2 separate regions of the Homo sapiens genome follow, and region 2 is linked to region 1. Evidence: read pairs that join two places in POLR2A ChIA-PET (ENCODE). Cell type or tissue: HepG2. All regions are shown on one strand.

Region 1 (5,000 bases):
AAGCCTGACAGCTACGGACACCCAAGAGCTCAGAGGGCAGGAGCCTTTCCCCCCAGGCGGTAGAGTCCCTTAGGGCCCTCTTCCAGCCCATCGGTGGGTGGTCGTCTGCACTGCAATCCCACACCCTCACCCACACCCTCATTGGTGAGCTGATTCCAGGTCCTCCGACCCCCACAGGGCTGCCTGTCAGCTGCAGCTCCACAGGCCCTGGCTGGCAAGTGGCCTCCAAAAAACTGCCACCTTCCCAGCTTTGTGGATGGTCAGCCCCAGGGTGAGTATCTCTGGCCTCTTAGTAAACTCTGGGTTTCCTACTTTCCCTACTTCCCCCACCTCTGTGCTCCAGGCTGCCTTGGGAATGTGGTAGGCGCCTCCCCTCTCCCGGGTTCTACCTCCCACACTTTGCCAAAGGAGAGAAAGTTTGATCCCCAACACAGCAAGAGGGTCAGCTGCTGAGCAGCAAAACAGAGGGCAAGGGCCCACTCCAGGGTTCAGAGTAACCCCAGGAGATACTCAAAAGAGGTAGGAACTGAGCACTAAGATGTTGGGGAGAGAAGAGGGAACTAAGAGCCTCTGCCATTAAATACGCCAGAAGTTACGTAGGGCCAAAGACAATTGCTTTTTCTTTAACCTCGGAAAATTTACCAAAAAGTATGATCCAGTAATCAGAATAGAAACAACCCTCCACATTGATGATGGTGGAAGCAGAAAAACAAGTTGAGTAAATCGAGTCGGCCTAAATCACTTGACAGTTGTATCATGCTTTAGCGCCTCAGCAGCTCTGGGTCCAGGCCCAGTTGGATGAAAATGGATTGTATTAGTCTGTACTCATGCTGCTAATAAAGACATACCCGAGACTGGGTAATTTAATAAGGAAAGAGGTTTAATTGACTCACAGTTCCACAGGGCCGGGAAGACCTCGGGAAACTTACAACCATGTCGGAAGGGGAAGCAAACACGTCCTTCTTCACATGGTGGCAACAAGGAAAAGTGCAGAGCAAAAGCGGGAAAGCCCCTTATAAAACCATCAGCTCTCAGGAGAACTCACTCACTATCACAAGAACAGCCTGAGGGTAAACACCTCCATGATTAAATTACCTCCTGCTGGATCCCTCCCATGACACGAGGGGATTATGGGAACTACAATTGAGGATGATATTTGGGTGGGGACACAGCAAAACCACGTCACAGATTCTGTGTCACATATCAGCTAACTGCATGATGCTGGCTGGGCCCCTGGAGCTCCGGGGTCCTTGAGAAGGAACAGGTACATTCTTTTTTTTTTTTTTTTTGAGATGGAGTTTCTCTCTTGTCGCCCAGGCTGGACTGCAATGGCGCAATCTCGGCTCACTGCAACCTCTGCCTCCCAGGTTCCAGCAATTCTCCTGCCTTAACCTCCTGAGTAGCTGGGATTACAGGTGCCCACCACCATGCCTGGCTAATTCTTTTCTTTTTTTTTTTTTTTCGAGATGGAGTTTTGCTCTTGTTGCCCAGGCACAATCTCGGCTCACCACAACCTCTGCCTCACAGGTTCAAGCGATTCTCCTACCTCAGCCTCTGAGTAGCTGGGATTACAGAGATGAGCCACCACGCCTGGCTAACTTTTTGTATTTTTAGTAGAGACAGGGTTTTACCATGTTGGCCAAGCTGGTCTTGAGCTCCTGACCTCAGGTGACCCACCTGCCTCAGCCTCCCAAAGTGCTGGGATTACAGGTGTGAGCCACTGCGTCAGGCCAAATTTTTGTATTTTTGGTAGAGACAGGGTTTCACCATGTTGGCCAGGCTGGTCTCAAACTCCTGACCTCATGATCCGCCCCTCTCAGCCTCCCAGAGTGCTGGGATTACAGGCGTGAGCCACTGCACCTGGCCCTTTTTTTCTTTTTTCTTTTTTTTTTTTTAAGAGATGGGGGTCTCACTATGTTGCCCAGGCTAGCTTAAAACTCCTAGGCTCAAGCAATTCTCCTGCCTTCCAAAAACAGAGTAGCTGAGACTATAGGCCTGTGCCACCATGCTTGGCTTAATGTTGAAATATCCTCTTTGGCTTCTTTATGAGAACCTTTTCTGCTTAAATTTACATCCCAAGGCATGGAGATCATCTAGTCTGAAGGAACTCATAGCTCTTCCTAAATTGCAACATTGTGAATAAAAAGTCTTAATAGAAGAGTATTGGTAAGGTTACTCAGTTCTCTCAAAGCCTTTATTTTTCCCAATTTGACATAGTTCTGGGCGATGGTCGCATCACCTAATGCAATAATTGCCATTCTTTCTGTGGAGCTTTCATTCAATTTGTGCTCAGTTATGGCAACCATGAAATCTATAGGTGTTTCCCCAGAGACAGTCTAAGCAGACATGAAGAAACAGAGCAGGAAAGAGAACACTCAGGGTTTGTAAAGCACACTTGACCAACTGCTGGAGTAAAAATGACTTTTGCACAAATGACATTTCATTTTTGTGTGTGTTTTTATTTTTTTATTTTTTTTGGTTTTGAGACATGGTCTCCCTTTGTTGCCCAGGCTGGAGTGGAGTGGCATTATCTCAGCCTACTGCAGCCTTGACCTCCCAGGCTCAAGTGATACTCCCACTTCCTCAGCCTCCTGAGTAGCTGGGACTACAGGTGTGTGCCACCACTCCTGCCTATTTTTTTTTTCAATTTTTTGTAGAAACGGGGTCTAACTATGTTGCCTAGGCTGGTCTCAAACTCTAAGACTCAAGTGATCCTCCCTCCTCAGCTCCCAAAGTGCTGAGATTACAGGCGTGAGCCACCACTCCTGGCCTACAAATGACATTTTTTTTTTGAAATATTGAGGAAAAAATTGAGGCAAAATTAATACAAGTAGAGAGTTTATTTGGGCCAAGTTTGAGGACTGCAACCTGGGACATTGGATTCAAATTGCCCTGAATATACACTCCCGGGTTGCCTTCCTCAAACTTGGGCCCACAAAACTCTCTACTTACGTAATTTTGCCTCCATTTTTTTCCTTTGGATCAACATATCTGACATAGCAGGATTTGGAGTGACTCAGCCCTGACCACCCGGTGTTTCTCTCTGGAAGTAGTGCTCAGCATCTGCACAAATCCACTGTGTCCTCTGTCTTCAGAAGTCCTATCCGGCGTTGCAGGTGAGTTCTGAATCTGGACCTCCCTTTCTTTGGTTAAGGTCCAGATTTTAATTTGGGCCGTTTCTCTTTTGACTCTCTCAGAATGAAGGTCTCTGTCTCTGACTTTCCTATTGAAGTCAGGGGATCAGGATTTTGTTTTCTGCCAACACAGAGAACGGCGGTTTGCTTTCGTTTTCAGCTGAGGTCTTGTTGCATTGTGACCTTTCATTCTGGAAATCAGACTTGTTTCACCTATGACCAACCTCTCTTGAAGTTATTTTTCCTAATTAATGAGAGTGAATGGATTCTTCACTCTAAAGATGAAAGGCTCTTGCTCCCTCTGACCTGTTAGAGTGCTCTAAATAATTAGAGACGTGGTGGAGGTGTTGGACCCTTGTCCATGATATCCAGTGGCCTTACAGGGTTTCCTCTCTCAGAGGAACATCTGCAATCTCTTGCTCTGCCAGCAAATGCACGCGAAGCCTGGTCACCTAGCACTAGTGAACCCTCTGTGACCCTCCAGGGACTCCGAGTTTCTGAGACACATAAAAGAGTGGACCCAACTCATTGGTGACATATTGAGGAGCTACACTCACAAGCAGCACATTTGGAACCGCAACATTCCCCAGAGCTTAGTCCTGAGTGATTCAGGTGTCTAAATTATGGGCGTTAAAGCAAACTAAATATGGCCTGAGAAGGACTCCATACTTCTATATTTGAGTCCTTGTGGACGAACTGTAACCTAGTAATAGGAAGACAGGGTGGTTCACGGTGGCTCATACCTGTAATCCCAGCACTTTGGGAGGCCAAGGCGGGTGGATCATTTGAGGTCAGGAATTTGAGACCAGCGTGGCCAACACGGTGAGACCCCATATCTACTAAAAGTACAAAAATTAGCCAGGTGTGGTGGTGCACACCTGTAATCCCAGCTACTTGGGAGGCTGAGGCAGGAGAATCGCTTGAGCCTGGGAGGCGGAAGTTGTGGTGAGCCAAGATCATGTCACTGCACTCCAGTCTGGGTGACAGAGTAAGACCCTGTCTCAAAAAAAAAAAAAAAAATGCAGACAAGATTGAAAATCTAATTTAGGAGTATGCACCTGTAACAATAGCTGAGTCTTGGCCAATCCCAGCAGCCATACTTCAACCACTCATAGATTGCTAAGTGTTCAAACTGTGTTCAAATAAGGTAAACACCAACCTGCAACCAATGCAGCTGTTTCTGTACCTCACTGCCGATTTCTGTATGCCACTTCCCTTTTTTTGTCTATAAATTTGTTCTGGCCATGAGGCATCCCTGGAGTCTCTCTGAATCTGCTGTGATTCTGGGGTCTGCCTGATTCACAAATCGTTCCTTGCTCAATTAATCTCCTTTAAATTTAATTCGGCTGAAGTTTTTTTTTTAACACGGGTAAAAAATCATCCAACTCCAAAGACTCTCTAAGGAGGCAGCCTTTCTTGGAGACACCAACTGGGTTTATGTACAACACATAATGGAGTGTCCTTTTGTAAATATCTAGGAAAACGGACCCGCATAACCCAGAATAGTCATAAGCAACAGTGGTCAAAATGGGGGTCCTTTGAAATGCCTAAAATAATTCATTTGCATGCACTATTGGAAAAAACTGGTTTTAAAACCATGCAAATTGAATGAGAGACCTACTTTCTCTTTATCCTGGATGAAATCTAATAATAATAGATTTGAAAAAAAAGTTTCAAGAGCTCTGTGGTCAGAAGTCAGCCTAACTAGAAGTTTGTGAACGAAAAATAAAATCCTAAGTCCCCCAACTGACTGAACAGACCCCCTATTGGCCAAGGGGACCCCAGAGAAACCTGAAAAACTGAATTCCCAGCCACAAAGGTGTTGAGGAATAGAGTCAAACCCTGTGAAATATTTGAAGAGATTTA
Region 2 (5,000 bases), 170 kb after region 1:
TGAGGGGTGACAGAGGTAAGAATGAAAAGCCAGTGAATGAGGTACGTCTGTCATGCTCTGGAGGAGGAGGAGGTTGTCATCTGTGTAACCTTTTCATCTACCATTTCATCAGCCCCAGGCCCAGAACTGGGGGGAAATGAGAGTGGAGGGTGGAGAGGATGAGAGACTACCTTATGAATAGCCTCCAGCTGCAGCCTGTCCAGGCAGAGTTGAGAATGCCCCTCTCCCTCCTGCATGCGCAGCATTGGTTCTCTACGGAGCAGATCATGGAATGAACCCTGGGGAAGGGAAATGGAATAGGAGAGAGAAAGTGAGACGCTCGTTTGTTTTTTTTAAGACGGAGTCTCGCTCTGTCACCCAGGCTGGAGTGCAGTGGCGCGATCTTGGCAGCTCACTACAACCTGTGCTTCCCAGGTTCAAGTGATTCTCCGCCTCAGCCTCCTGAGTAGCTGGGATTACAGGCGCCCGCCGTCACGCCCGGCAGATTTTTTGTATTTTTAGTAGACAGGGTTTCACCATGTTGGTCAGGCTGGTCTTGAACTCCTGACCTCAGGTGATCCGCCCACCTCAGCCTCCCAAAGTGCTAGGATTACAGGTGTGAGCCACTACGCCTGGCCCTTTTTTTTTTTTTTTTTTTTTTGAGACGGAGTCTTGCTGCGTTGCCAGGCTGGAGTGCAGTGGTGTGACCTTGGCTCACTGCAATCTCCACCTCCTGGGTTCAAGTGATTCTCCTGCCTCAGCCTCCTGAATAGCTGGGACTACAGGCACGCGCCACCACGCCCAGCTAATTTTTGTATTTTTAGTAGAGACGGAGTTTCGCCATGTTGGCCAGGATGGTCTTGATCTCTTGACCTTGTGATCTGCCCGCCTAATCCCCCCAAACTGCTGGGATTACAGGCATGAGCCACTGCACCTGGCCGAGGCTCCTTAGTTTTACATCTTTGTGCTGAACTCAGGCTTGCGTACTATACAAAGACTAAAGTTTTCTACCTTTTCTAATACCACACCCATTCTCCTGGCCTCAGCTTACCAAATCTGTGTCTTGAAAGAGCAAGTAGTGATGGTTGACAGTTTCAGTGTAAGTTCGAGCCTTAGGAGGGTTGGGGACCCCAGATGAAGCAGAAGAATGGTCTGGACCTTCAGGACTGTCCTGATACGGTATCAGATCTGCTTTATATATAGGCTGGAAAGGAGACCATGAAATTAGGTTCTATAATACTCAAGACAGAATAAAAGCAGAGGAAAGTGGTTTGGGCAGGAAAGGCTTAAAGATGGAAAAAAGTAGTATCTTTAAATATATGCTCAGATGCAGTACGGTAGGGAAGATTATATACAACTCTGTGCTAAGATTTTCTGGGATATCAGGGCCGGGAGACCTGACACTAGTTTGTACTCTACCAGAATTTGGGAGGGCATGTGGGTTAGGATCCAACAGCTGCTGTTAGATGTTCGTATACGTACAAATCTTCGCTCTACAGGTCGCTTGACATTTATTGGATTCAGTGCCATATCTGGTAATATAGCAGCAATGAGCTCCCCGGATATATCTCCTGCAGCTATTGTCCCAAGCCAGTCGGATCCTGAAAGACTCTAATAGAAAGAGACAGATTTCATTCATTCATATATTCATTCAGAGCTATGAACTGGTAACAGCTGCACAGTCTGAGAGACAGACACACAAACAAAAATGAGTTTACCATAACCGACAGCCCTGATGATAGAGTTACAACATCCCTATCTTCTCCTTCTACCCAAAACTACTGCCTCTGACTACTAATAGTGCATAAATGAGCCATTTTCCTTTGTAATGAAGACTGCAAAAGAAAGGGGGGCTCACCCAAACGGTGCCTTTTCGAGGAGCAGTGAAGTAGGCCTTGAAACCAAGGTAACCAGCGTCAATATAATGAATCCCACAGAGTCCATAACTGTTAAAAGAGAAATAAATTTAAACCTTCCTTTTCTTTAGATTCATTTCTTCTTCTTAACCTCTTCCAGAATTTAAACCACCTCAGTGAACCAACTCTCTACCCTCCTCTCCCCACAACAATCTGGCATGCTTTGCATTCCAACCCTTAGGGCCTGTCCCTAGAGGTCCTATCTCCATCTTGCCGTACGAGGCATAGCAGTTGTCCTGAGCCACAGTGACACCATTGTAGGGAAGCAGCCAGGCCAGTTCTGTACTCAAGAAGCGCTTGATAGAGTTTATGGGTTCGTAAGGACGTCGAAGGTCCCAGAATTTGATTTTCCGGTCACTCCCCGCAGAGACAAGGAAATGGCTGTAAAAAGACGGGAGAAGGTCAAATCCAAACAAATCCGGAAGTCAGCCTGTCCCAGTCTTCACCTTCCCCCTCCACATACCTCCTATTCCATACCTGTTAGCTTTGCACCATTGAAGGGTACGCACAGCCTGGTCATGGGCTAGGAAACACTGGAAGGGGTAGAGCTTTAAGGAGCCATCAGAGAGCCGTATCCGCTGCAGGGGTGAGTTAGTGGGAAGGTTCCAGAAAACCACCATGCCTGAAATAAGGACAGAATGTGTGAGCATTAAAAGCAAGTTCTCTCTTCCTTGCTCTAATTTCTTTCTCTGGGCTCCTAGGACCTTTGTCTTCTACCCTCAGATCCAAACCACTATGAAAGGATGTGGGGATCCTGATTAGCTATCCAACACTCCCTCCAGGGCTTAAAGACTCAACCTGGTATTTTAACCCTAATTCTCATCAACAAAAAAGTAATAGCTTTGTCTGGAATCTACAGTTGAAAAATGATAGGGTGAACACACCTAGTGCAGAGAGTAGAATGCACCTCTCTCTACTCCCTATAAATAAACGTCAAGGGACTTTTAAAAAGCATAGGTGGGGCACACGGTGGCTCATGCCTGTAATCTCAACACTGTGGGAGGCCAATGCAGGTGGTGGATCACCTGAGGTCAGGAGTTTGAGACCAGCCTGATCAACATGGTGAAACCCCGTCTCTACTAAAAATACAAAAAATTGGCCAGATGTGGTGGTGGGTGTCTGTAATCCCAGCTACTCGGGAGGCTAAAGCAGCAGAATCGCTTGAACTCAGGAGGCGGAGCTTGCAGTGAGATTGTGCCACTGCACTCCAGCCTGAGTGACAAGAGCAGACTCCGTCTCAAAAAAAAAAAAAAAAAAGCATAAAAACTCTAGGAAGCCAGGCGCAGTGGCTCACACTTGTAATCTCAACACTTTGGGAGGCCAATGCGGGTGGATCACTTGAGGTCAGGAGTTCAAGACCAGCCTGGCCAACATGGTAAAACCCCCATCTCTACTAAAAATACAAAAAAAAATTAGCCAGTGTGGTGGTGTACACCTGTAATCCCAGCTACTTGGGAGGGTGAGACATGAGAATCACTTGAACCCAGGAAGCAGAGGTTGCAGTAAGCCGAGATCACGCCAGTGCACTCCAGCCTGGGAGACAGAACGAGACTCCACCTCAAAAAAAAAGAAAAAAAAAAGAAAATGTTCGCTAACTCTGCCCCAAGACAAAGAGAACAGGCAAAAAGTCAAAAGCAACACAATGTTGCTAGGTGCAATGGCTCATGCCTGTAATCCTAGCACTTTGGGAGGTAAAGGCAGGAAGAACACTTGCACCCAAGAGTTTGAGACCAGCCTGGGCAATATAGTGAGACCCCACCTCTAAAAAATAAAAAAAGGCCAGGCACGATGGCTCATGCCTGTAATCTCAGCACTTTAGGAGGCCAGGGTGGACATATCACCTGAGGTCCAGAGTTTGAGACCAGCCTGAACAATATGGTGAAATCTCATCTCTACTAAAAATACAAAAATTAGCTGGCCTTTGGTGGTATGCACCTGTAATCCCTGCTACTCAGGAGGCTGAGGTGGGAGAACTGCTTGAACTCGGGAGATAGAGGTTGCAGTGAGCCAAGATCATGCCACTGCACTCCAGCCTGGACCCCACAGACCCTGTCTCAAAAAAAATAAAATAGCCTGGTGTGGTGGCGCATGCCTGTAGTCTCAGCTACTCAGAAGGCTGAGCCACTCAGGGAATGAATGCAGCACCTATGAACCTTTCTTGAAAAAGTTTGTTGACGATGAATTATAGCCATGCAATATAAATAATTCAGCAATTGGAGGGGAGACTAAGATAAATGGACTGGTAGAGGCACTCAATCAAGTTTAGGAATTAAGAAAGCAGAACAGCATCGAGAATCATGTACCTTGACAATGTAAGAATAATACCACCAAAAGAAAAAACATGGCGAAAGGGATGATAAAAAGACGTGTAAGAGTGCTAATTTCCTTATCTTCCTAGCAGAAAGTCTACTTATATCTAAAAACAACACTGTCATTTTGTTTTTGAAACGGAGTCTCACTCTGTTGCCAGGCTGGAGTGCAGTGGCACGATCTTGGCTCACTGTAACATCTGCCTTCCAGTTCAAGCGATTCTCCTGCCTCAGCCTCCTGAGTAGCTGGGACTACAGGCACGCGCCATCCTGCCCAGCTAATTTTTGTATTTTTTAGTAGAGACAGGGTTTCACCATGTTGGCCAGGATGGTCTCGATCTCTTGACCTGGTGATCTGCCCGCCTCGGCCTTCCAAAGTGCTGGGATTACCGACATGAGCCACCACACTTGGCCAATAACACTGTCATTTAAAAATAACAATCTAGGCCAGGCATGGTAACTCTCATTTGTAATCCCAGCACTTTAGGAGGCTGAGGCAGGCAGATCACTTTGAGCTCAGGAGGTGAAGACCAGCCTGGGCAACATGGCGAAACCCCGTCTCTACAAAAAATACAAAAATTAGCCAGGCATTGTGGCTCGTTCCTGTAGTCCCAACTACTCCAGAGGCTGAGGCTGGGGCATTGCTTGAGCCCAGGAAGTCCAGGACGCAGTGAGCCAAGATCTTGCCACTGCACTCCAGCCTGGGTGACAGAGTGAGACCCTATCTGAAAATAAAACAAAACAAAACCTAATAACTCCAACTACTTAATATTATTTGTAACTTATTTATAGTCTT

Evidence for each region. Peaks named below come from ENCODE experiments on the same cell type or tissue, not always from the same donor. Only the 100,000 strongest peaks of a DNase experiment are listed, where the experiment ranks them.
Region 2: POLR2A ChIA-PET joins it to region 1 with 7 read pairs; 2 of 35 experiments call an interaction of 5 or more read pairs at or near these places.

The regions. Positions count from the first base shown.
Region 1 is chr2:27,159,345-27,164,344 of GRCh38, forward strand. No RefSeq gene overlaps it. Among named protein-coding and RNA genes, the nearest start is that of TCF23, 13 kb to the left of the region's middle. In HepG2, no CTCF peak of the experiment used is centred here; a DNase peak (open chromatin) is centred at 3,027; H3K4me3 peaks cover 709 bases.
Region 2 is chr2:27,327,007-27,332,006 of GRCh38, forward strand. GTF3C2 (general transcription factor IIIC subunit 2) reads right to left here. Exons shown (of 19, transcript NM_001035521.3): 13 at 2,373-2,517; 14 at 2,115-2,276; 15 at 1,838-1,925; 16 at 1,462-1,590; 17 at 1,031-1,183; 18 at 171-278. Among named protein-coding and RNA genes, the nearest start is that of GTF3C2-AS1, 6.0 kb to the right of the region's middle. In HepG2, no CTCF peak of the experiment used is centred here; no DNase peak of the experiment used is centred here.